Linked DNA regions of Homo sapiens: all the other regions are linked to region 2. Evidence: read pairs that join two places in POLR2A ChIA-PET (ENCODE). Cell type or tissue: PC-9. All regions are shown on one strand. Links, peaks and the distances in the headings refer to the core of each region. The heading gives the core; the rest is flanking DNA. Region 1 overlaps LOC107985563 (a long non-coding RNA gene). Region 2 has its middle 30 kb from the start of SNORD83B. Region 3 has its middle 7.9 kb from the start of DNAL4.

Evidence for each region. Peaks named below come from ENCODE experiments on the same cell type or tissue, not always from the same donor. Only the 100,000 strongest peaks of a DNase experiment are listed, where the experiment ranks them.
Region 1: POLR2A ChIA-PET joins it to region 2 with 5 read pairs; 1 of 35 experiments calls an interaction of 5 or more read pairs at or near these places.
Region 3: POLR2A ChIA-PET joins it to region 2 with 5 read pairs; 1 of 35 experiments calls an interaction of 5 or more read pairs at or near these places.

What each region holds. Positions count from the first base shown.
Region 1 is chr22:39,066,361-39,073,806 of GRCh38, reverse strand. It overlaps LOC107985563 (a long non-coding RNA gene), which reads right to left. Exons shown (of 2, transcript XR_001755547.2): 2 at 3,832-5,098. Among named protein-coding and RNA genes, the nearest start is that of APOBEC3G, 7.2 kb to the left of the region's middle. RefSeq lists silencers at 902-981, 6,702-6,801 and enhancers at 3,227-3,731, 3,732-4,235. In PC-9, for the core only: a CTCF peak has its summit at 5,423 (motif pointing right); DNase peaks (open chromatin) are centred at 5,406, 5,876, 6,966 and 7,446; H3K4me3 peaks cover 2,720 bases; H3K27ac peaks cover 4,503 bases.
Region 2 is chr22:39,278,591-39,289,040 of GRCh38, reverse strand. No RefSeq gene overlaps it. Among named protein-coding and RNA genes, the nearest start is that of SNORD83B, 30 kb to the left of the region's middle. RefSeq lists enhancers at 6,838-7,337, 10,412-10,450. In PC-9, for the core only: no CTCF peak of the experiment used is centred there; DNase peaks (open chromatin) are centred at 4,319, 4,610, 5,360 and 5,910; H3K4me3 peaks cover 865 bases; H3K27ac peaks cover 2,590 bases.
Region 3 is chr22:38,797,478-38,806,533 of GRCh38, reverse strand. No RefSeq gene overlaps it. Among named protein-coding and RNA genes, the nearest start is that of DNAL4, 7.9 kb to the right of the region's middle. In PC-9, for the core only: no CTCF peak of the experiment used is centred there; a DNase peak (open chromatin) is centred at 3,573; H3K27ac peaks cover 1,676 bases.

The sequences.
Region 1 (7,446 bases), core at 2,447-7,446, 210 kb after region 2:
TTTTCTTTTTTTTTTTTTTTTTGAGATTGTGTCTTGCTCTGTCGCCCAGGCTGGAGTGCAGTGGGGCAATCTTGGCTCACTGCAACCTCTGCCTCCCGGGTTCACGCGATTCTCCTGCCTCAGCCCCCTGACTAGCTGAGTTTACAGGTGCACACCACCACGCCCGGCTAACTTTTTGTGTATTTTTAGTAGAGACGCGGTTTCACTATGTTGGCCAGACTGGGCTCCATCTCCTGACCTCGTGATCCGCCCGCCTTGGCCTCCCAAAGTGCTGGGATTACAGGCATGAGACACCACGCCTGGCCTTTTCTTTTCTTTTTTTTTTTTTTTTTTTGGAACAGAGTCTTGCTCTGTCCCACAGGCTGGAGTGCAGTGGTGTGGTCTTGGCTCACTGCAACCTCTGCCTCCTGGGTTCATGCAATTCTTCTGCCTCAATCTCCCGAGTAGCTGGGATTACAGGTGCACACCACCACACCCGGGTAATTTTTTGTATTTTTAGTAGAGACGGGGTTTCACTATGTTGGCAAGGGTGGTCTTGAATTCCTGAACGCGTGATCCACCTGCCTCAGCCTCCCAAAGTGCTGGGATTACAGGTGTGAGCCACCGCGCCCAGCTCCTGTATTTCTTAAATGTATTTGATTGATGGCCCATGCCCCTCTAAAATGTATAAAACCAAGCTGCACCCCCACCACCTTGGGCACATGTTCTCAGGACCTCCTGAGGGCTGTGTCACAGGCCGTGGTCACTCGTATTTGGCTGAGAATACATCTCTTCAAATATTTTACTGAGTTTGACTCTTCGTTGACAGGCCCAAGATCCAGGTGCCCACTCCCTGTCTCCTCGGAGGGCCCGCGCTTCCGGTTCTCTGGCACCTCTGGTTCCTGGTTGCCCTTCTACTTTCTGTTCTGCTTTCTCAAAAAGCTCTGAACATCTCAAGCCTCCATGTAGTACCCAATTCTACTTTTCACTGAAAATCTTACTTAAACACCAACTTCATCACTGAGTGTTTTCTTGGCTCTTTCTCAGTCACGTTCCCTAGGCTGTGTCCTAGCCCAGAGCTGCACTGCTGGGAGGGATTTCAGAAGGGAGGGGCATGAGGAGGCAGGAGGGCTGGGTGCTGTTGGGTGTAGGAGGAATGAGGTGGGTGGAGCACGCAGGAAGGTCTGAGTGGAGGGGCTGTGAGGGTCAGGTCGGGACTCCCCTGGGAGACAGACACATAGGACAGGAACCCCTGCACTCCCCACTCAGGCCCGCCCACAGTGACTGTGGCTTGTTGCCATGTTGCCCTGTTTCTCCCAAAAATCAATATATTGAAGCCCTAACCCCTCTACCTCAATGTGTGGTTGTATTTGGAGACAGGTCCTTTTCAACAGATGATTAATTAATTCATTAATTAATATTTTTAGAGACGGAGTCTCACTCCGTTGCCCAAGCTGGAGTGCAGTGGCACCATCTCGGCTCACTGCAACCTCTGCCTCCCTGGTTCAAGCGATTCAAGCCTCAGCCTCCCGAGTAGCTGGGATTACAGGCACCTGCCACCACGCCCGGCTAATTTTTGTATTTTTAGTAGAGATGGGGTTTTGCCGTGTTGGCCAGGCTGGTCTTGAATTCCTGACCTCAGGTGATCCACCCGCCTTGGCCTCCCAAAGTGCTGGGATTGCAGGCGTGAGCCACCGCACCCAGCCAACGGATAATTAATTTCTTTTTATTTTTTATTTATTTACTTTTTGAGATGCAGCGTCACTCTGTCTTCCAGGCTGGAGTGCAATGGCACGATCTCAGCTCACTGCAACCTCTGCCTCCCGGGTTCCAGCGATTCGCCTGCCTCAGCCTCCGGAGTAGCTGAGATTACAGGCGTCCACTACCACGCCCGGATAATTTTTTTATATTTTTAGTAGAGACGGGGTTTCACCATGTTGACCAGGCTTGTTTCCAACTCCTGACCTCAAGTGATCTGCTGGCCTCAGCCTCTCAAAGTGCTAGGATTACAGGCGTGAACCACCACGCCCGGCCGAGATGATTACTTTAAACGAGACCTCTAGTGTGGGCACAAATTCGCTTGGCGGGGGTCCATCAAGGAGAAGGGTGGCCAAGTGCCCTGGCTCATGCCTTTAATCCCAGCACTTTGGGAGGCCGAGGTGGGCAGTCAGGAATTCGAGACCAGCCTGGCCAACACGGTGAAACCCCATCTCTACTAAAAAACACAAAAATTAGTAGAGTGGTTCTGGGCACCTGTAATCCCAGCTACTCAGGAGGATGAGGCAGGAGAATTGCTTGAACCTAGGAGGCAGAGGTTGCAGTGAGCAGTGATTCTACCGCTGCACTTCAGCCTGGGCAACAGAGTGAAACCTCCTCTCAAAAAAAAAAAAAAAAAAAAAGCCTGGATACAATGGCTCATACCTGTAATCCCAGCACTTTGGGAGGCCGAGGAGGGTGGATCACCTGAGCTCACAAGTTCAAGACCAGCCTGAGCAACATGGAGAAACCCCATCTCTACTAAAACTACAAAATTAGCCGGGCGTGGTGGCGCATGCCTGTAGTCCCAACTACTGGGGAGGCTGAGGCAGGAGAATCGCTTGAACTCGGAAGGCAGAGGTAGCAGTGAGCTGAGATTGTGCCACTGCACTCCAGCCTGGACAGCAAGAGCAAAACTCTGTCTCAAAAAAAAAAAAAAGTTGATATTTGGAGGCAGAGAGATCCCAGAGGTGCAGGTGCAAAGAGGAAAGGCCACAGAGGACACAGCCAGAAGAGACTCTCTGCCAGCCAGGAGGAGCGGCCTCAGAGCAAACAACCCAACCCACCCCGCGAACGTGTACTTGCAGCCTCCAGATCTGTGAGAAAATAAATGCCTGCCATGTGGGCACGTGACTCGGGGCATCTTCTGTGGAGGCCACAGCATGAAGGGGTCATTTTTATAGAGAGTCTCATTCTCTAATAACTTACATCTGCCTTGAAAATATTGAGTCAAATTTAAAGTGTGGAGAAGAGCCTCTAAATTTCACATGTCATTCGCAAAGAAAGAATTGTAATTTGGGACATACACGCAGTCCGGGTGGTGTTCACCATATCAGGAGACCCATCTGCCCCCCATGCTGTCCCTCCTGCACCCAGTCACCTCAGCCCCCCACGTCTCACCTTTGTAGCCCACGAACTCCATGGAGGCCCCTTCCTGACTCAGCCTGTGGAGCCCCTGCTGGTAATATGGACACTGGAAGTAGTAGAGGCGGGCGGCAAAGATGGTGAGCTTCACGTTGCTGTGCCTGGCCAGGAACTTGCCACCTCCCCTGCACACTCTGGGCAAGGGCTCCAAGATGTGTACCAGGTGACCTGGTAGTTTTTGTTAGGAGACAGTGTGTTGTCGCAGAACCAAGAGAGGAAGCACCTTTCTGCATGACTATGGGTCTCAGGATTGACCTGGGAAGGAGGAGGAGGAAGGCAGGGGGAGCTCAGACTAGGAGCAGGAGGAGTGCGGGAGTGGGGCGATGGGAGCAGAGAGTGGGCCTGGAGCCCCAGGGCATTTCCTTATTTATTTATTTTTGAGACAGGGTCTCTCTCTGTTGCCCAGGCTGGGGTGCAGTGGTGCGATCTGGGCTCACTGCAGCCTTGACCTCCCAGGCTCAAGGGATCTTCCTACCTCAGCCTCCTGATTAGCTGGGACTGCAGGCGCGTGCCACCACACCTGGCTAATTTTTTTTGTATGTTTTCATATCTTTTTGTATAGATGGGTTTCGCATGTTGCCTAGGCTGATCTCAAACTCTTGGGCTCAAGCGATCCTCCTGCCTCAGCCTTCCAGAGTTCCAGAGTTCTAGGACTATGAGCATAAACCACCATGCAAGTCCTTATTTTATTTATTTACTTTTCATTTTTCTGGGTACATAGTAGGTCCCAGTGCATTTTGTTCATTGAGATTCGCTTCCATCCTTCTCCTTCCTTCTTTATTTTTAATTTTTATTTTTTTCTGAGACAGAGTCTCACTCTGTAGCCAGGCTCGAGTGCAATGGCACAATCTCGTCTCACTGCAACCTCTGTCTCCCAGGTTCAAGGGATTTTCCTACCTCAGCTTCCCAAGTAGGTGGGACTACAGGCTCGTGACACCATGCCCATCTAAATGTTGTATTTTTAGTAGCGACAGGGTTTCACCGTATTGGCCAGGCTGGTCTCGAACTCCCGACCTCGTGATCCGCCCGCCTCAGCCTCCCAAAGTGCTGGAATTACAGGCGTGAGCCACCGCACCCGTCCCCTTCCTTCTTTATTCTATTGAGTCTTTCCCTGTTTCATCATGTCCTCGAGCACGAATTCTGGCATCCTTTCTCCCAGGCATCCATTCACCAGGCATCCTCAGCCCCTGCTGTGGCCTGGCCCTCTGGGGTCAGCCTTGTTCCCTGCCTGTCTTCTGCTGGGGAGGCCATTGGAACAGCATTGTCCCGTGGAGTTGAAGGTTGACCACAGAAGCTACTGAGCACCTGAAATAGGGCTCTGATTAGAGACTTTGGCACGTGTAAAATACACAGCTCATTCCAAAATCTCAGTGTGAGAATAAGACGAACTTTAACTCTCTCATGAGGAATTTTTTTTTTTTTTGAGATGGGGTCTCACTCTGTCACCAGGCTGGAGTGCAGTGGAGAGATCTCGGCTCACTGCAACGTCTGTATTCTGGGTTCAAGTGATTCTCCTGCCTCAGCCTCCTGAGTAGCTGCGATTACAGGTGTGCGCCACCACGCCCTGCTAATGTTTGCCTTTTTAGTAGAGACGGGGTTTCACCATGTTGGCCAGGATGGTCTCGATCTCCTGACCTCGTGATCCACCCACCTCGGCCTCCTAAAGGACAATATTTAAATGTACTACAATTAAGCCTGTATGTCAAAGGGTCTTTTCAGGACATGAAGGCACCGAAATTTGCCAGGTCTGTAAACCATGCAGAACCAGTCTGTTGTCAGTGGTCTTCTGATCTGGAGGAAGTTACTGAAATCAGTCTCTTGCCCAGGGAAAGCTGGAGTTAGGGCTGTGGAGCAGGGGCTCTGTTGCTCCGTGTCAGCGCGCTGGATGAGCTGCGATTGTTTTCATCTTCTTTATCTCGAGGCAGTTCTTGTTTAGCTGCTAAACAAGCAAAAGAAAAACCTTGTGGCAGGCAGAACAGAGTTGACTGTTGAAGTGTAGGGTGTGTGACCTCACCCTTGCCTGGCACGGCCTGAGGTCCTGGTTGTGATTTGGTATCTGATTGCCATGAAGAGTCTGTTCTGGTTCTGCCGGTCTTATGATTCTGTTTTAACATTACTGCTGGTCAGTTGTGTCTAAACTGCAAAAGGGAGGGGTGATAATGAGGCGTGCCTGACCTCCCCTCCCATCATGGCCAGGAACTCAGTTTTAAGGTTTTTCTGAGATACCTTTGGCCACTAGGGGCCAAAGTTGGTAAGTGGGGGCTAAGGATTCTATTTTTAGTTATAGGCGTGAGGACTAAGCTCTGATTTTTTTTTTTTATCTTTCCCAAATTCCTACCTGTCAGTCCTCTGAGCCCAGCCTGCGAGTATACATCCAGATGGCCTGAGGCACTGAAGAACCACAAAAGAAGTGAAAATGGCCGGTTCCTGCCTGAACTGATGACATTACTTTGTGAAATCCGTTCTCCTGGACAATGAGTCTCAGAAGCTCCCCCACCAAGCACCTTGTAACCCCCACCCCTGCCCGCAAGAGAAAAATCCCCTTTGACTGTAATTTTCCACTACTCACCCAAATCCTATAAAACTGTCCCACCCCTATCACTCTTATCCTGCTCAATGCCAATATCCCAACCCACAGCAGGCTTTAAAAAGGTTAAAGCCTCTTATCACCAGCCTGTTACAATATGGCTTTTTAAAGCCTACAAACTCTCCTTACAACTCTCCTGTCCTACCTGTCCAAAAACTGGACAAGTATTACAGGTTAGTTCAGGATCTGTGCCTTATCAACCAAATTGTTTTGCCTATCCACCCGGTGGTGCCCAACCCGTACACTCTTTGTCCTCAATACCTTCCTCCACAACTCACTATTCCGTTCTTGATCTTAAAGATGCTTTTTTCACTGTTCCCCTGCACCCCTCATACCAGCCTCTCTTTGCTTTTACCTGGACTGACCTTGACACCATCAGTCCCAGCAGCTTACCTGGGCTGTCCTGCCACAAGACTTCAGGGACAGCCCTCATTACTTCAGCCAGGTTCTTTCTCATGATTTACTTTCTTTCCGTCCATCTACTTCTCACATTATTCAATATTTTGATGATCTTCTACTTTATAGCCCCTCCTTTGAATCTTCTCAACAAGACACCCTCCTGCTCCTTTAACATTTATTCTCCAAAGGATATCGGGTATCCCCCTCCAAAGCTCAAATTTTGTCTCCATCCGTTACCTACCTCACTGTAATTCTTCATGAAAACACGCGTGATCTCCCTGCTGATTGTGTCTGGCAAATCTCCCAAACCCTAGCCCCTTCTACAAAGCAACAACTCCTTTCCTTCCTACGCATGGTTAAGTACTTTTGCCTTTGGATACCTGGTTTTGCCATCCTGGCTAAACCATTACATAAACTCACAAAAGGAAACCTAGGTGACCCCATAGATCCTAAATTCTTCCCCACTCCTCTTTCCATGCCTTAAAAACAGCCCTAGAAGCTGCTCCCACACTAGCGCTTCTTAACTCAACCCAACCCTTTCCATTACACACAGCCGAAGTACAAGACTGTGCGGTCGGAATTTACACAAGAGCCGGGACAGCACCCTGTAGCCTTTCTGTCCAAACAACTCGACCTTACTGTTCTGGGCTAGCCCACATGTCTCTGTGCAGTGGCTGCCGCTGCTTTATACTTTTAGAGGCCTTCAAAATCAAAAGCTATGCTCATGCTCCACTTACTCTCTACAGTTCCCATAAATTTCAAAATCTATTTTTCTCTTCACACTTGACACATATACTTTCTGACCTCCAGCTCCTTCAGTTGTTCTCACTCTTTGTTGAGTCTCCCACAATTATCATTGTTCCTGGCCCAGACTTAAATCCGGCCTCCCACATTATTCCTGATACCACATCTGACCCCCATGACTGTATCTCTCTGATCCACCTGGCATTCACTCCATTTCCTCATATTTCCTTCTTTCCTGTTCCTCACCCTGATCACACTTGGTTTATCACCCTTTACCCCAAAATCTTTCTTCAGTTTAATCTCTCCCATGATGCCCCTAATCCCACTCAAACCAGCCCTGAGAAACATCACCCATTATCTCTCCATACCACCCCCAAAAACTTTCACTGCCCCAACACTTCACCGCTATTTTGTTTTATTTTTCTTATTAATATAAGAAGACAGGAATGTCAGGCCTCTGAGCCCAAGCCTGCACAAATACATCCAGATGGCCTGAGGCAACTGAAAAACCACAAAAGAAGTAAAAATTGCCGGTTCCTGCCTTAACTGATGACATT
Region 2 (10,450 bases), core at 3,098-8,097:
GTCGTGGCGGGCGCCTGTAATCCCAGCTACTCAGGAGGCTGAGGCAGGAGGATCACTTGATTCCAGGAGGCAGAGGTTGCAGTGAGACGAGATTGTGCCACTGCATTCCAGCCTGGACAACAGAGCAAGCCTCTGTCTCAAAAACAAAACAAAACCCCAAAATGAGGGGTTGGGATCTGTGACTGCCCAGGACCCTTGAGGAGCCTGTCATGGGCAAGTGGGCCGCTGGTACCAGGCAGAGCTCCCAGTCCACTGTCCCCCACTCCCTAGCCCTGCCATGCTCCAAGGTGCCCAGCTCCTACCCGGAGCAAGTGCTGGGCTGGGAACGTCGGCCATCACCTCGCCATTGACTCAGGGAGGCTCACCATCTGGAGGCCTGAGGATGCCACAGCAACTTCCAGCCTGGTCAGCAGGGCAGGTATCAGAGGCGTCCACCCTGCCATGCTGACGATTTCCACCTCATTGCCGAGGGGCCCCCTGGGCCTCCCAGAAAACTGGAGTCATTGACCCTGGGAGGCAGAGGATCTTTGAAGACAACTTGTCTTCTGGGATTTTAGAACTTTTTGAAAGTTAAAATGAGGTCAGACACAGTGACTCATGCCTGTAATCCCAGCACTTTGGGAGGCTGAGGTGGGAGGATCGCTTGAGGCCAGGAGTTCCAGACTAGAATGGGCAACATAGTGAGACCCTGTCTCTAAAATAATTTTAAAAATTAGCCAAGCGTGGTGGTGCATACCTGAAATCCTAGCTACTTGGGAGGCTGAAGAGGGAGGATCGCTTGAGCCCAGGAGTTTGAGACCAGCCTGGGCAACAGAGTGAGACTCCATCACTACAAAAAATAAATTAAAGAAAATTAGCCGAGTGTGGTGGCGAATGTCTATAGTTTCAGCTACTCAGCAGGGCTGCGGTGGGAGGATCATTTGAACCCAGGAGGCCAAGGCTGCAGTGAGCCATGACTGTGCCACTGCACTCCAGCCTGGGTAACAGACACCCTGTCTCAAAAAAAAAAAAAAAAAAAATTAACCCATTTATGCCTTAAGTTGCAATTTTTAAAACTTTTGCAATCAGACCTTGGCAATGACCTTGAGAAGGAGGACAGAAATAATTCCCAATAATGGAACACTAGGCATAAATGAAATGATACACAAATAATACACAGGTCCAGAAACACACCCTCCTTGCAGCAGGACCAAATGATGGAGAAGACACATTGGCCTTCCACATTGTTGTGGGTTGAAAAGGATCTCCCCAAAATTCATGTCTATTCTGCACCTCAGAACGTGACCTTATTTGGAATAAGGATTTTTGCAGATGTAATTAGAGTATGGATCTCAGAATGAGGTCACCCTGGGTTGGGGTGGATCCTAAATCCAGTTAGAGTGTTCTTACAAGAGAAAGGGATGGGAGATTTGCAAACAGAGACTCAGGAGAGGAAAGGGCCCTGTGAAGTCAGAGGCAGGGATTGAACAGTGCGGTCACAGGCCAAGGAACCCGGGAGTCCCCAGAAGCTGAAAGATTGCCCCCTGGAGCTGTGGAGGCAGCATGGCCCTGTAGACACCTTGATTTTGGACTTCTAGCCTCCAGAGCTATGAGAATAAATGCCTGTTATTTCCACCACCAAGTGTATGGTAATTTATTACAGGAAACCAGTAGACACCTGCCCCACGGCCCTGCTCCGTCTGCAGCTCCTCCCTCCAGGGTTCCTCTCTGCTCTCCACACATGACTGTGGCATGCTGAATGCAGAAGTTTTGTTTTGAAATGTGGTGTTTTGAATGCAGAAGTTTTGTCTGTTGAATGCAGAAGTTTCATAGGCACATACCAGACGCGGTGTTCCGTAAACGTTCCATAAATTGCTCTGGCCATTGGTGCAGATGGGGGCAGCTCCCAGTTTTCCTTGGTTACACAAGAAGCCACTGTGAACACTTTTGCCTTGTCTCTTCTGCACATGCTTGATGACTTCTGGAGGCTGGAAGATTCCTTAGAAGGAGAATTGCTGGGTCAAAGGGTAAGCCCGTTTGCAATTTGACTGATGCTGTCAAATAGAGTCAAAACAGAAACTCAGAATCTTAAGAAGGAGAGAAGGTTTGGTGCAGTGGCTCATGCCTGTAATCCTTGCACTTCGGGAGGCCAAGGTGCAAGGATCGCTTGAGCCCAGGAGTTTAAGGCCAGTCTGGGCAACACAGGGAGACCTCGTCTCTATAAAAAATACAAAAGTTAGCCAGGTGTGGTGGCGCATGCCTGTAGTCCCAGCTACTTGGGAGGCCGAGGTGGGAAGATCACTTGAGCTCAGGAGTTCACAGCTGCAGTGAGCCATGGTTGCACCACTGCTATTCAGCCTTGGTGACACAGTGAGACCCTATCTCAAAATAAATAAATAAATAAGAAAAAGAGAAGCAGGGAAACAGACTTTTGGATTTTACAGCATGGGACACTTCCAACCCCAGAATTATAAAACTTCAGGAGAGGGGACCTCAGGAGAACATCTATTCTGGGGTCTCACTTCAGGACCCAGGAGTGACATCTTCCAAGCCCTGTCTGGGTTTCTGTTTCCCTGGAATGGGCTTGGAGAAAGCAGAGGAGATAGGACCCAGGAGCCTGGAACTCTGGGGCTCCAAGGGAGCTCTGGCAGGGGGTGAGTGAAATGCCTTCCCCACCTGGGCACCCAGCTCTTCTACCCAGAGGCTGCCCCTTTCCAGCCGAGGTGCCAGGCCAGCTGGGCCTCTGTAGCTGCACACAGTGGCCCCTCTGTGCTTGGCACACACACACAAAAATGTGAACAGAGCCTGTAATCCCAGCACTTTGGGAGGCCGAGGCAGGTGGATCCCTTGAGACCAGGAGTTCAAGACCAGCCTGGAGAACATGGTTAAACTCCGTCTCTACAAAAAATACGTGAAAAAAGAAATTAGCTGGGTGTGGTGGTGCATGTCTATGGTTCCAGCTACTGGGGAGGCTGAGGTAGGAGGATTGCTTGAGCTGGGGTGGTTGAGGCTGCCATGAGCCAAGATTGTGCCTCTGCCCTCCAGCTTGGGTGACAGAGTGAGACCATCTCAAAAAAAAAGAAAGAAGAAAGAAAGAAGAAGAAAGAAAGAGAGAGAGAGAAAAAAAGAAAGAAAGAAAGAAAAAAGGAAAGAAAAGGAAAAGAAAAGAAAAAAGCCAGGTACGGCAGCTCACGCCTGTAATTACAGCATTTTGGGAGGCCGAGGTGGGCAGATCACAAGGTCAGGAGTTCAAGACCAGCCTGGCCAACATAGTGAAATCCCATCTCTACTAAAAATACAAAAAAAAAAAAAAAAAAAAAAATTAGCCGGGTTTGGTGGTGGACACCTGTAATCCCAGCTACTGGGGAGGCTAAGGCAGGAGAATCACTTGAACCTGGAAGGCAGAGGTTGCAATGAGCCGAGATAGTGCCACTGCACTCCAGCTCGGACAACAGTGTGAGACTGTCTCAAAAAAAAAAAAAAAAAAAAAAAGAAAGAAAGAAAAAAATGTAAAGGAAATGAGCAGGGGTGGGTGGGGTGGTCTATGGTCTGCACTAGGCTGACTTGTGGCCCTGGCTGGAGTTCTGAGGTCTGGAACAGGGCAGGAGGCTCTGCATTAGATACTGGTCGCCTGCCTTGGAGTCCCCTCCATTCTTATTCTGGTGGTTTTAGAACATGCTCTTCCCCCAATTATTTGACACTCCTCTTCTTGAAAGATGGGAGTCTATGTCCTTTTTCCTTGAATCTGGGCTCCGTGGATGCTTGATCAATATGTTGCCAGTGAGGCTGTGTCAGTTTCTGGACCCAGGCCATAAAAAACTGCAACTTCTACTTCCCACCTCTTGGGACTCAGCCACCATGCTGTGAGGAAGCTCAACAGCCCCATGGAAAGGCCGGTGTGGGAAGGAACAGAGGACCCTCTACCCCTGCCAGCTGTCAGCCCCAGTAGAGCCAATGGGACCTCCAGCTCCCACTCAAGTTGCCCCAGCTGATGCCTCATAGAGCAGTGCTGTGCCTTCTTGCGGCATCTGGCTTGACTTGCAGATCTGTGAGAGAAACAAATGATTGCTCTTGTTTTAAGCCACTAAATTTTGGGATCATTTGCAGCATAGCAATGGATAACTGGAACACCCTCCATGACCAACAAAGTCGCCACCAGTGCCTGCAGGCTGGGTTAAGAACACGGGCTTTGGGATCAGACTCACCAGCCATATGTCAAGGCCCGTCTTTGCCTCAAGGGCTTCATCTGCACATGGTGACCGTAGTAGGACTCGCCTCATAAGGTTGTCATGAGGATGAAATGAGATGACACACATGGAGTCTGGTGCCGAGGAAGTGTGTGGTAAATAGGAGCGTGACAAGGGTTTACCGCCATGGTTGTTATTTCCCTAAGCAGAGAAAATTACTCAGTCTAGGCTGGGTTCATTCAAACAGGCATGTCCTTCCCTGCTTGCTCCTTCGAAGACCCCCTCCTCCAGGAAGCCTTCCCTGACCACCCTACACTGGGCCGCCACTCCTCTGTGCACCTCCAGCCCTCTGTGCTACACCTGAAAGAACAAGAGTCCCATTGTGCTCGTTGCCTGTTTACAGCTGCCAGAATGGGACATCCCTGAGGGCATCATTAGCAGAGCCAGCAAGGAATGGAATTCTCTAAAGCTGGCACTCGATGTGTGCACACATAGGCCGGGACCCGGGGCTGCTTATGTTGCTGAGTGACGCTCAGCCAGCTGGTGTCCCCGAAGTGTACACCTGGGTGGGCCTTATATGCAGGCCTCTGTGTATGTTGGCGTGCCTGTGGGAGGTGGGTGTGCACATGTTTGTACACATGTGAATAGCAGTTGGTGTGTCTGCGTAAAGGCAGGTGGAGTGAGCGTGTCTCTGTACACAGATGTAGGCACATGCTCATGTGCACACCACTGCACATTCACGCTCATGTGTATGCTCGTGCAGTTGTAGGAGTGTTCTTGTGCATGGGTGTGTCCACATGTGTGTGCCTTCATACTGGTGCGTGCCCTGTGTGCCAGGCTGGGCTGTATGGTAGGAATGTAGGGTACCAGCTGCTACATCTGGGGCCCACTCGGGAACTAAGAATAGCCCATGCCCAGCCCTGTCCCGCCGGGCAGGGGGCCGCGGGCAAGCTCCACGGGGGCACCCCAGCCAGGCTGTTGGCCTCATCCCTTCTTGGGCCGACGCGCTGCCTGCCCTGCCCTGCCCTGCCCTGCCTGGGGCTCCCATGAGCTCATGCACACCCTGCCCAACCAGGTCAGGGAGGGGGTTGGGAGGTCCAGAGTCGTGCCTGCTAGGCCGAGGCCCTGCCCACGTTCCAGCGGCTGGACACCAGCAAGGCCTGATAAGGTCAAGTGTGGAGTAGGGTCCGCCCCCTCCCTCCGGCCAGGGACAGCCGGGCGGACATGAGTCAGCACAGGGGGCATCAGGCAGCCCGGGCCTGACCACTGGCTGGTGATGGGGCAGGCCTGGGGGTGGGACCGCCTCCCTGGACAGGCCAGGGGCTGGCCAGGAGGAATCACCTGCCGGGTCGGCCAAGCCCTGACCTCATTCTCCACCTTGAGGAACCCCACCTCCACTTCCGCCCAGAAAGCCCCTCTGGAGTCCCCTGGCTGGCTTCCTGCCCTGGCCTGGTCATTGCTGGGCCTCAGGAGGGCTGATGGCCACCCCTGCAGAAGGGCATTTCCAGGCTTAGCTACACGGCCCCAAGGGTTCCATATGCCCCTTCCTCGGGAAGTCCTCCCTGCTTCCCCAGGCTGGATGGAGTGGGGGTGGGGCTCTGAGATCCCAGCTCCCTCTTGGAGCCCCTCTCTCTACAAAGTCAAAGCCTGTTTACTCGTGTCCAGACCTGAGCTTCTTAAGGGCCAGGAAGTGTGTCATTTCCATCTCTGTTTACATCTTGCTCCCTCGCTGGGTCCCCAGCACAGCCCAGGAGGGGTCATTGTTGTCTTCCTTTACAGGGGAGGACTCTGAGGCCTGGCATGGATGGTGACTGGCTCACAGTCCCCAGCCAAGGGGTGGCCAGTGTGGAGGCTGTTCCCGGATGTCCTGCTTTCCCCATCACTGTGCCACTGTGATCCTTCCTCCTGGAGCCCCTGACCTCAGAGGCTCTGATGACCCAGCCCAAGCACCCATGACTGATTTTTCATTCTGTGAGCCTGGTGCGTGTGCAGCTTGGGCTGGGCCTTCCCTGGAGCTCAGCTCCACAGGGCAAGCCAGGCAGGGCCTGACACGCTGATCACAGCTGAGCGTCAGGGTGGAGTCTCCCGCTGTGTCCTTTGCCCCCCTGCAGGGCCCTGCCAAGAGGAGAGGAGAGGGCACCAGCTTGGCATAGGGAGAGCGCGTTGTGAGGGAGGGACCATCAGATGCTCCATTTAACAGATGAGGACACTGAGGCTCAGAGAGGGGATGTGATGTCCCCGAGGTCCCACAGTGAGGAACGGCCTAGGCAGGTCTTAGGAAACACCCCCTCGTGCTCATGGACACGCTCGTGGCACTGTGTGTCATAGTGAAAGAGGAAAAATGGCCCTGGACGCCTGCCAGTACTCTGTGAGCACCCTCCGCACAAAGGGACACGCAAGAGGGGGCTGGATCCGTGCTGACCAGGTGGGGCTCCATACCAATGAAGAAGCACACTTTCCAACACTTCAACACGGTCGGGCACGGGGGCTCACACCTGTCATCCCAGCACTTTGGGAGGATGAGGCAGGCGGATCATCTAAGGTCAGGAGTTTGAGATCAGCCTGGCTAACATAGTGAAAGCCTGTCTCTACTAAAAATACAACAAGTAGCCAGGTGTGGTGGTGCACACCTGTAGTCCCAGCTACTTGGGAGGCTGAGGCAGGAGAATCGCTTGAACCTAGGAGGTGGAGGTTGCAGTAAGCCGAGATCACGCCATCGCACTCCAACCTGGGTGACAAGAGCAAAATTCCATCTCAAAAAAAAAAAAAAGTAGCCAGGCGTGATGGTGCACGCCTGTGGTCCCAGCACTCAGGAAGCTGGGGTGGAAGGATCGCTTGAGCCTGGGAGGTCAAGGCTGCAATGAGCCGTGATTGTGTCACTGCACTCCAGCCTGGGTGACAGAGTGAGACTCAGTTCAAAACAAAACAAATGTACATTCAGAGGAAAGTGTTTTTGAGCCCACACTGTAACTGCGTTAGTTTCCTATCAGTTTCCTATTGCTGCTGTGAGGAATGACCACAAATGTAGCGGTTTAAAATAACAGGGATGTGAGCTCTTACAGCTCTGGAGGTCGGAAGTCTGAAGTGGGTCTTGTGGGCTAAAGTCAAGGTGCGGGCAGGGCCTGTGCCTTCATGGGCCCTCCTTTGGCTTTGCAGCTCCTAGAGGCCGCTCGCATTCCTTGGCCTGCAGTTCCTTCCTCCCCTCAAAGCCAGCAGCACAGCGTCTTCCACTCCCTCTGACCCTGACACTTGCTCTTCCGCCTCCCTCTTGCACATCCAGGGATTCTTGTGATTGTGCTGGGCCCACCCAAATCATCCAGGATGATCTCCTTATTTTATGTTCAAGGTGCTGGGAACACAACACAGTGGGTAACACAACAGACACAGTCCTTGTCTCGTGGGAGACAGACAGTAATTCACATGTAGCCCTGTGACACGTCTGGAAGGGTAGATGCTGGGGAGCAAAGTGAAGCAGAGGAGGGGGATGGAGAGCAGTGGGGAGCCTCATCTGCATAGTATGACTCCTTTCCAATGAGAATGGATTTGCCATATTTGCATATTTCTTTTTCTTTTTTTTTTTTTTTGATATCGCTTTGTCACCCGGGCTGGAGTGCAGTGGTGTGATCTCTGCTCACTGTCTCCTAGGTTCAAGAGATTCTCTTGCCTCAACCTCCTGAGTAGCTGGGATTACAGGCCTGCGCCACCACGCCCAGCTAATTTTCTGTATTTTTATTTTTTATTTATGTATTTATTTTAATTTTTTTTTTCCAAGACGGAATCTTGCTCTGTCACCCAGGCTGAAGTGCAGTGGCACGATCTCGGCTCACTGCAACCTCTGCCTCCCAAGTTCAAGCAATTCTCCTGCCTCAGCCTCCCAAGTAGCTGGGATTACAGGCACCTGCCACCACGCCCAGCTAATTTTTTGTAATTTTAGTAGAGATGGGGTTTCACCATGTTGGCCAGGCTGGTCTCAAACTCCTGACTTCAGGTGATCTGCCCATCTCGGCCTCCCAAAGTGCTGGGATTCAGGTGCGAGCCACCACGCCTGGCCCTATTGGCATATTTCTTCTATAACCCAAAGCAGGTCTAGGTGACTCTGAATAACAGCACAGTTTATCTTCCTGCCCATTGGCTGCGTGACTTTAACCTAATGGTCTAATCTCTCTGGTCTCTTCACAGGAGGAGTCAATGGGGTGCCAAACTCTTCCTGGCGATGCTGTGAGATGCCCAAGGGGACACCTTGTGTTCTCTGGGTATCCTGCCTGCGAATCTTACCTTGGGCAGGAAGTACCGAGGGACTCCCAGGCACAGGCTCCATGGGGCGGGCGGGGGTGTATGTGTAGCCCCCAGCTGCACCGGAGGTTCAGGGGTGGAAATGACTCTGGATGGAGCCCAGATGGTCTTTGGACCTGGGATGGGACCATTCCCAGAAGGAATCCAGCTGCTCCAAGCCCAGCTGGGTAGGCAGGAGTGTGGTGGTGCCATTGGGGCCAGAACCGCCCCACTAGCTCACCAGAGGGAACTGGAGAATGAGCCTGGGGCCTGGGGCCTGGGTTGGGCTGTGACAGATCCCAGGCTGTGGATCCTCAGCTGAGAAACGGGAGGGCCTGGGGAGGAGCAGGGGTGGGCCTAGGACCTGACCCCCAAGCTCCAAACAGGCTTCCATAACTTCTGGTTGTGTGACTCAGTTTCCTCATGTGTAGACAGGGATTGTAACTTTTTCCCATTCTGGGGTGGTTGTGAGGACCAAGTGTACTTGTGCACACAGGGGTGGGTGGGGATTTGCAGGGTGGTTGGCACACGGGGGGTCCCATCCAGGCTTAATTCCCCTCCCCAATTCTCTCCAGCTCCCAGGGAGTTGGCTCTGGGCCCCAGAGACACCTGGAAATGCCCCTTCCTGTCCCAGGCTCAGAATGAATTGAGGGAACAATGAAAAACAAACAAAACAACCATTTACTTGCTGAAGAGCGAATATGTTCACATGTCCAAATCATCAAAATACTCAAAGGATATGCAGTGAGAGAGAAGTCCTCCTCCCACCCCGTTCCCCCACCGTTTCTTGAGTATTTGAGTATATTTTCCCAGAGATGCCCTAGGCGGGTACGCGGGGAGATGCATTTGTATTCTCTTCTCCGCCTTAAACACACCCTGTGAATGGCGGAGTTTTTTCTTGGAGAATGGCAGGCATCAGCACAGAAACAGCTTCCTTGAGCTGCGGTGTATGGGTGGGTGTTCCATTGTTATTTGACGAGGCTGTAAAGGGAAGGTTGTTTTTTTTTCAAAGCAAAGGAATAGCTTCATGGAAGCGTCCTTCCTGGAATCTGGAATTCGGAGACGGGCTTGAGTCTGAGCTGGGCTACTTGCCTCTCGGGGACTGCACGTGTTGCTTCCCCTGAGCCTCAGTGTTCTCATCTGCAAGATGCTGCTTGTGGCTGGGCACGGTGGCCTATGCCTGTAATTTCAGCACTTTGAGCTGTCGATGCACGAGGATCGCTTGAGGGCAGGAGTTCAAGACCAGCCTGGGGCCAGGCGCAGTGGCTCACGCCTGTAATCCTAGCACTTTAGGAGACTGAGGCAGGAGGATCACCTGAGGTCAGGAGTTCGGGAGCAGCCTTGGCAACATGGTAAAACCTTGTCTCTACTAAAAACACAAAAATTAGCTGGCATGGTGGCACGTGCCTGTAATCCCAGCTACTCGGAAGGCTGAGGCAGGAGAATCGCTTGAACCCAGAGGTGGCAGTGAGCCAAGATCACACCATTGTGCTTCAGCCTGGGTGACAGAACGTGACTCCATCTCAAAAAAAAAAAAAAAGCCAGCCTGGGAGACATAGTGAGGCCCCATCTCTACCCCTGACCATCCCCCCCAACACCCAAAAAAACAAACTTAGCTGGCCATGGTGCTGTGTGCCTGTAGTCCCAGCTACTCGGGAAGCTGAGGCAGGAGGATTCCTTGAGCCCAGGGGGTCGGAGCTGCAGTAAGCTATGATCACACCACCATACTCCAGCCTGGGTGACACAGCAAGACCCTGTCTCTACCAAAAATAAAAAAAAGTAAAAGATAAAAATAAAAAAGGCAGTGGTTGTACCCATCCAGGAGATAATGTTGCCCGTGGGTAGCCTGCGGGCTGTGCCCCGTTTGTGGATGTGTTTTGCTCATAAAACTTTTCCAAACTCTGGAGATTTCAAATTATAACCCAGATTTCTGGCTTCTCTTGAAAAATCAAAAGTCTGGCCATTGCAGGCTGGAGCCAAGTAGCCACTGCCCGCTTTGGAAGGGCCAGGGG
Region 3 (9,056 bases), core at 1,379-6,378, 480 kb after region 2:
CTCGCGGTTAGGGGCTGGAGACCGGCCCGGCCAACACAGCGAAACCCCGTCTCCACCAAAACCAGTCAGGCGTGGCGGCGCGTGCCTGCAATCGCAGGCACTGGGCAGACTGAGGCAGGAGAATCAGGCAGGGAGGTTGCAGTGAGCCGAGATGGCAGCAGTACAGTCCAGCTTCCGCTCCGCATGAGAGGGAGACCGTGGGGAGAGGGAGAGGGAGGGGGAGGGGGAGGGGGAGGGGGAGGGGGAGAGGGAGAGGGAGAGGCAGAAAAAAATTTTACATCTGGCCGGGCACGGTGGCTCATGCTTGTAATCCCAGCTACTCAGGAGGCTGAGGCAGGGGAGTCACTTGAACCCAAGAGGCGGAGGTTGCAGCAAGCGGAGATCGCACCACTGCACTCCAGCCTGGGTGACAGAGGGAGACTCTGTCTCAAAAAACAAAAAAATTATATCCAGTGTGGTTATAGAAAATTTGGCAAAATGATTGAACAAATTTGACCTAATAGAGCAACTACAGAATAGATATTCTTTTCAATTGCACGTGAAAAATTTACCCAAACTGGGCTGGACATGGTGGTTCATGCCTGCAATCCTAACACTTTGGGAGGCTGAGGGGGGTGGATCACCTGAGGTCAGGAGTTCGAGACCAGCCTGGCCAACATGGTGAAACCCCGTCTCTACTAAAAATACAAAAATTAGCCAGGTGTGGTGGTGCACACCTATAATCCCAGCTACTTGGGAGGCTGAGGTAGGAGAATCGCTTGAACCTGGGAGGCAGAGATTGCAGTGAGCCAAGATTGCACCACTGCACTCCAGCCTAGGTGACAAAGCAAGACTATCTCAAAAAGAAACAAACAAACAAATGTCCCGCCACCAAGATGTCTACATCCTAATGCACAGATGCTGTAAATATGTCACATGCAAAGGGAAATGTTTCAGATGGAATTAAGGCTGTTAGTTAGGTAGTCTTGAGATAAGGAGATTAACTTGGCTTATCTGGATAGACCCAATGAAATTGTAAGGGTCCTTAGATGTGGAAGAGGGAGTGCCAAACAAGTGATACTCAAATAGTGGAAATGCTGCATGAGAAAGATTCAACCGGCCACTGCTGGCTTTAAACATGCAAAGGGACTGTGAGCCAAGGAATTTGGGAAACCTCTAGAGGCCAGAAAAGGAAAGGAAACGGAGTGTCCTTTAGAGACTCATGAAGAACAGCAGCTCTGGGGACACCTCGATTTTAGCCCAATGAGACACATTTCGTTTTTCATTTTTATTATTTTATTTATTTATTTATTTATTTATTTATTTATTTATTTATTTGAGATGGTGTCTCTCTCTGTCACCCAGGCTGGAGTGCAGTGGCACGATGTCAGCTCCCTGCAACCTCCACCACCTAGGTTCAAGCAATTCTCCTGCCTCAGCCTCCTAAGTAGCTGGGATTACAGGCGCGCGCCACCATGCCCAGCTAATTTTTTTTTTTTTTTTAAGGTAGAGACGGGGTTTCGCCATGTTGCCCAGGCTGGTCTCGAACTCCTAACCTCAGGTGATCCGCCCATCTCGGCCTCCCAAAGTGCTGGGGTTACAGGCATGAACCACCATTCCTGGCCCCAAGGAGACCCATTTCAAACTTATAATCCATTTGTGTTGTTTTAAGTCACTAAGTTTGTGGGAATTTGAAACAGCAGCCATAGAAAAGTATGACGATGATTGACATGCCTGGGTTAAAAGTAAGTTTCAATGAATTTTTGAGAATGAAAGCATACTAAGTAGGAAGCCAGAAATCAATGTTTTTGAAAAAATACATAGCCCCTGCTGGGTGTGGTTTCTCATGCCTATAATCTCAGCTGCTCGGGAGGCTGAGGCAGGATGATGAGCCCAGGAGTTCAAGACCCAGGAGTCCAAGCCCAGGAGTTCAAGACCAGCCTGGGCAACATAGCAAGATTCCATCTTAAAAAAAAAAAAAAGAATCTAGATAATATCCAAATGTTTACAAATTAAGCAAAACACTTCTAAATAACTCACGGATAAAGGAAGAAATCATAATAGAAATTAGACAATTTTAACTAAATGATAATGAAAATGTGGAACAGCAAAGCATGTGAGATGCAGTTGAAGCTATGTTTAGAGGGATATTGGTAGGCATAAATGTATACATTAGGAAAGAAGGAAGGCTGATAGTCAATTAAGGCTCCATCTCAAGCAATTGGAAAGAGTAAATCCAACAGAAAGAAAGTAGAGGAAGTAATAAAGATAATAGCAGAAATTAATACAATAGAAGACAATTTTTTTCTTTTTTGAGATAGAGTCTCACTCTGTTGCCCAGGCTGGAGACTAGTGGCGCGGTCTCAGCTCACTACAACCTCCACCTCCCGGGTTCAAGCGATTCTCCTGCCTCAGCCACCTGAGTAGCTGGGATTACAGGCACTACCACACCCGGCTAATTTTTGTATTTGTAGTAGAGACGGGGTTTCACCCTGTTGACCAGGCTGGTCTCAAACTCCTGACCTCAAGTAATTCACCCATGGCCTCCCAAAGTTCTGGGATTACAGACATGAGCCACTACGCCCAGCCAGAAGACAAAAATATTATAGAGAGAACCAATAAAGCCAAAAATTGGTTCCTTCTAAAATAAGGATTTAGGATGGTTAAGTTTCAGTGAAGCAGAAAGAAGAGAAAGGGCCCTGGCATGGTGGCTCATTCCTGTAATCCCTGCACTTTGGGAGGCTGAGGGCGGAGGATCACTCAAGGCCAGGAGTTCAATACCAGCCTGGCCAACAAAGCAAGACTCTGTCTCTATATAGAAAAGAAAAGAAAGAGAGAGAGAGAGACAGAAAGAAGGAAAGAAGGAAGGGAGGGAGGGAGAGAGAAAGAGAGAAAGAAAGAAAGGAAGGAAGGAAGGAAGGAAGGAAGGAAGGAAGGAAGGAAGGAAGAAAGAAAGAGAAAAAGAAAAAGAGAGAGAGAGAGAAAGAGAAAGAGGCCGGGCGCAGTGGCTCACACCTGTATTCCCAGCACTTTGGGAGGCTGAGGTGGGCGGATCACGAGGTCAGGAGATCAAGACCATCCTGGCTACCACGGTGAAACCCCATCTCTACTAAAAATATAAAAAATTAGCCGGGCCTAGTGGCAGGTGCCTGTAGTCCCAGCTACTCAGGAGGCTGAGGCAGGAGAATGGCGTGAACCCGGGAGGCGGAGCTTGCAGTGAGCCGAGATCGCGCCACTGTACTCCAGCCTGGGCGACAGAGCGAGACTCTGTCTAAAAAAAAAAGAAAAAAGAAAAAAAAGAAAGAATGAGAGAAAGAGAGAAGGAAGGAAGGAAGGAAAAAGAAAGAGAGAGAGGAAGGAAGGAAGGAAGGAAGGAAGGAAGGAAGGAAGGAAGGAAGGAAGGAAGGAAGGGAGGGAGGGAGGGAGGGAGGGAAAGGCAGGGAGAAAGTTCTGGGAGCTAGGGAGTGCCCGGGGTGGGGAGCTCCAAGAACAAGCCCCAGGGAGCTGTAACAAAGACTTTGTCACAGCTAGCCTGAAGCTAGCTGTGCTCTGGGAAAGGATCCAAGCTTACAGCTGAGCCACATTCCCCACCTTTGGGTCATCTGGACCTAGCATGAAGCAACCCCCAGGAAACTGGAGAACTGCCTCGTCAGGAATGGAGTGAGAGGTGCTCAGGGATGGGGGTAGGAGAGCCTAACACCTCTTCCCCTTCCGCTCAACTCTGGTCCACACAAGGCTTTCTCTTTTTTTTTTTTTTTTTTTTTTTTTGAGACAGTCTCACTCTGTTTCCCAGGCTGGAGTTCAGTGGCGCAATCGCGGCTCACTGCAGCTTCCAACCTCCACCTCCCGGGGTTCAAGCGATTCTCGTGCTCAGCCACCCGAATAGCTGGGATTACAGGCATGCACCACCATGCCTGGCTACTTTTTGTATTTTCAGTAGAGACAGGGTTTCACCATGTTGGCCAGGCTGGTCTCAAACTCCTGACCTCAAATGATCCACCCACCTCAGCCTCCCAAAGTGCTGGGATTACAGGCATGAGCCACCACTCCCGGCGACAAGGCTTTCTCTATTTTAAGAATTCATTAAACATTTCCTGTGCTCTAGAAACCATACTGAGAGCTGGGGATTTGGAAATGAACAAGGCAATGGGAGCATGGTGCAGGAGGAAGAAAATGGGCTCTCATGATGCAGTTTGGGGCTCAGATTCTGGCTCTGCTACTGAGAGACAGGTGACTCTAGTAAACTCAGAGCCTCAATTTCCCCATCTGCAAAATGGGGACAATAAAACTGTTCTTGCTAGGTGGTAGTGAGAACTAAACAAGAAAATATAAATCAAGTGGCAAATAACAGCTGCTCAATAAATATAATGATTTTTCCTGCTCCCAGGAGCTTTCAGTCCAGAACAAGGCAGCCATATACACAAACAAGTGACACTCAAATAGTGGAACTGGAGGTACATCCCTGCAGTATCTGAACAGAGAAGCTGTTGTTCAAGTCTATCTGTTTTGCCTGAGTAGGGCAACATGTGTGTGTGCTGTCCCGGGAGAAGCTTCATAACACTCAACACACACTCACCCCAGGTGTCAAAAACCTATACTATAATCTCAGGTTCAGATCTTTGCGTCCAGCCCCCTATATGATCTTAAATCTCCTTCTCAACTTCCCGCTAAGTGATCCTCCAGCCAAGCCTTAAATACCTCTTCCTCCAGCAAGAGGACCCAGGAGTCTAGGTCACATAGAACCTTAGAGACAGGGCTAGAATTCAAGCATGAGTCCTTTCGCTGGAGGGAAAAGAGGAGAGCGACAGACATTTAATCCCCCGTAAAGTGCTGCGTGCAAGTTATGCCATCCAACCCTCATGACCCTTCCCATTTTATAGATGAAGAGGGTTGGGCTCAGAGAGGTCTAGTGACTTGCTGAGATCACAGAGCTGAGAAGCTGAGATTTGAAATCACATCTGCCTTATTCCGAAGCCCCACTGTGGCAGAGGCGCTAGTTGGACATCAATACCTGTTCTCCTATCTCCTTCATGGAAATAGAACCCCTCGCACACACCTGGTTTTTAGCTAGGCGCAAATATGGCCATCCAGAATAAAGACTACATTTCCCAGATTTCCTTGTGGTTAAGCCACACAACTAAGTTCTGGGCAATGGGATGGAGTAAAATGATGCACGTTGCTTCCCAGCTGAATCTTTAAATGGAGATGGCATGCCGTTCCCCTCCTCTCCCTTCCTTCCTCCATCCTGTCGCATGGGATGGGATGTGGTGTGAAATAGCTTGGGCCATGAGAGCAAAACCCTAGGGATAAGAGCATTGACCATAAGCTACATACGGTGAAAAGGCTTTTTCCTCTAACCAAATTGGTACATGTGTTCATTCATTCATCACACCAACACTCTGTGCCAGACCCTTTGTTAGACACTAGAGTTATGGATTAGTCAGTTCTCACACTGCTATAAGGAAATACCTGAGACTGGTTTAAAGAAAAGTAGTGTAATTGGCTCACAGTACTGCAGGTTCTATAGGAAGCATGGCCGGGAAGGCCTCAGGAAACTTACAATCATGGCAGAAGGTGAAGAAGAAGCAGGCATGTTTTCACATGGCCGGAGCAAAAGGAAGAAGCATGCGGGGAGGCGCTACACACTTTTAAACAACTAGATATTGTGAGAACTCACTCACTATCACAAGAATAGCACCAAAGGTGGAAATCTGCCTCCGTCATCCAATCACCTCCCGCCAGGCCCGCCCCTGCAACACTGGGGATTATAATTTGACTTGAAATTAGGGCAGGGACACAAATCCAAACCACATCAGGTTACAAAAATAAATCAGTCACCTTGGCCTGAGGTTTTCTGTGTCTTGTAGTACTTGCCCCCCCAGGATTGTGACTGTCTATATCTGTCTTTCCATTGGGTTGTGAGGACTGAGTCTCAATAATCCCTATGTCCTCAGCAGCTAACTCCAGCAAAGAATTGGCTATAAAAAGGCAACCAAGTGGAAATGTGAAGGATGGGAAGGACTTAGGTAGGGGAAGAAGGAGGTTCAGGCCCCATGTGTGTCAGAAGTAACAGAAATTCAACCTGAACCAGTGTAGGCAAAAAGTGGGGCATCTATGAACTCTCATAATCAACCTATGGGAACAGCTGGCCTCAAGGACAACTGGACCTCCAGCAAGGCTCTTTGGTTCCCTGTCCCTCATGCCTTCTGAGTGTCTGTATTCCTCCAGGTTGGCTTGCTCTAAGAGGCTCCTTAGCATGCTCAAGTCTATGCTTAGTTTAAAAAAACAATCTCAGGGAAGGATTATGACTGCTTCAGCTTGGATCAGGAATCCTTCCCCAGGGAGGATGAGGTACAATGAATACCATCCCCAACTAGAACCACAGGGTTGAGTGAGGATAGGAGTTCCCCCAAAAAAGAAAGGGTGCTGTTTCCCAAAGGGAAGGATGCTAGACAGACAAATCACAAATATCAGGTATTTTCAGCTGCAAGTAGCAGAACATATGGTTAAAATGTGGCTTATACAAGAAGCCTGGAGGTAGGCAATTTCAAGATTGGTCAACTCAGCCACTCAAAGACTCGATGAAGCCAGAATCTCCCATCTCCCTGCTCCACCATCCTCCGCATTTGGCTTCCTGTAGCCCTGACCACTCATGGATGTAGCTTACCAAGGCTATTTCAGGATCACGTCATCGCCCAACTGTGTTCAAGACAGGAAAAAAGGGAGGTGATTACCTCATCACATCTGTTTCTTTATGAGGGAGGAAAACTCTCTGGAAAGCCCTCAGAAGGCAATTATGTCTCATTATCCAGAAGTAGGTCACATGCTCACCCCAAACCCATCTCGGGCGGAAATGGGAGTACCATGACTGGTTTAAACTAGACAGGACTCATCCTTTGGGACTGGACCCAACTTCCCTGAGTATGTGCTACTCAGTACCCATACTCAATAGCAACTCTCACAGCAAAGAAGGCTGGGAAGATGGCAACTGGGTGGGTAGGCAGACTCAGTGTCTACATTTCCCTGCTTCCTTACAAACAGAACCACAATTCTATTGGAGGCTGCAATAGGCCCTGCTAAAATATATTCTCCAGCCTCCCTTGCAGCTAAGATCATCATGTGACATCATTCTGACCAATGAGATGCTAGAGGAAGTGTCATTTAAGGGCACTGACCCAGTTAGCAATCATTAGTTTGTCCTTTGTCCTTCCCCCTTTTACTACCTGGGTGCAAGTGAGATGCTGGAGGTATGGGGGTGTGGATCTTGTGCTGGCTCAGCTGGGTCCTTGATGAGACCATGGAGACCCATGCCTGGTAGCCCTGAATTACTTCTTGTTACATGAGAAAAACAAACACTTTGCATTGTTTAAGCCACTATTTTTCCAATCTCTGTTACTTGCAACTGATCCAATTGCTGATTCCTGGGTGTCCACCATCAGCCACTTTAAACAGCAAGAGCAGCCCAAGAAAGGGTGTAGCTGGTACTAGGCTGAGTCTTGGAATTGACAAGAGCTGAGTCTGGGAGCAGTAGAGTCTGACCCTCTGCACCTCAGTCATTCATTCACACACTTATTCACGAAGCATTGACTGGGCACCAACTCTTGGTTAGGTCCTGTGTGGTACATGGGATGCAAAGATGAAGAGGGCAAGGCCCTTGCTCTCCAGGAGCTCACAAAGGGAGACAGAGAATGAAACTCAAGTACAAAATGGTGACGAAGGGCAGTGACAGGAACATGCACCAGATGAGACAGGAACACAAAAGACTCTTCTGACTGCAAGAGATGAGATCCCAAAGTATACAAGCTTAGGCCAAAACCTTATGGGCTCATAGAACCAAAAGGAGGGAGGGAGGAGCACAGGGAGGATGTGGGCAGAGAGAATTTGTGAACAAAGGCAGGGAGGTGAAAAACAGCTTGGCGTGTGTGGAGAGCCATGAGAGTTGGTGTAGTGGAGGCGTAAAGCACAGGGGATGGAGCAGCAAGAAGAAGATGGGGGAGCCCGGGGCCACGCCATGGGGAGGCTTAAATGCCAGGACAGGGCAGGTGAATGTCACCCTTAGGCAATGGGAAGCCATGGAAGGAGAGAAGAAGTTATCGGACGGAGGAATGCGGCGGTGAGATTTGGGTTTTGGCAGGGTCATGTTGACTGTGGTACAGAGGATAAATTAGAGAGGGGCAAGACTGCAGCCAGGGAGTCCCACTAGGAGATTGTTGCACTCATGGAGATGGGACTGTGGTGTGGTGCACATGGAGGATACCATGAACATGACCAGAAAGGCTGTATCAGGAAACAGTTAGGAGTCAAAATTGGCATGCTTTTGATTGACTGGAAGTGGACGATGGTAGTGGGAAGTGTGAAGGACGACTCCCTGGTTTCTGATGGAGGCAACTGGTGGGGGGTAGGGGGTAGCACCATTTACTGAGATGGGGAATGCAGGAAGAGCAGATTGGAGGGAGATGATCAATTCAGTTTGGGACACACTGAGTTTGAAGGACTTGTGGAGCATTCTGGTGGACGTGGCCAGGAGGCAGTTGAATATTTGGGTCCAGAGCTCCAGAGAGAGGTCTAATATAGAAAAAGAAATACAGGAGGCATCAGAATTTAGAAGGACATTGACAATGGAAACCTTGGGAGTGGAGGAGACCCCCAGGGGAAAGTACCTAAGGTAGCAATCCTCAACAAGATATGCATAGGGTGGCATAGCTCCCTGGGACAGTGTTCAGGATCACCAGGGAGGCTTTTCCAAAAGTGCATACCCTACCCTCAATTCCAGTAAATACCCCAGGGAATGTGACTCAGGGGAACACTGTTACTGATGAGGAGGTGACCTCAGGTACAAAGAATTTTGAGAGCATTAGTGAGAAGAAAAGGGGGTCAAGATAGGCACAGAGAGCAAAGAATGAAAAGTCCAAGGCTAGGTTCGGTGACTCATGCCTGTAATCCCAGCACTTTGGGAGGCCGAGGCAGGCGGATCATGAGGTCAGGAGATTGAGACCATCCTGGCTAACACGGTGAAACTCCGTCTCTACTAAAAATACAAAAAAAAAAAAAAATTAGCTGGGCATGGTGGCGGGCGC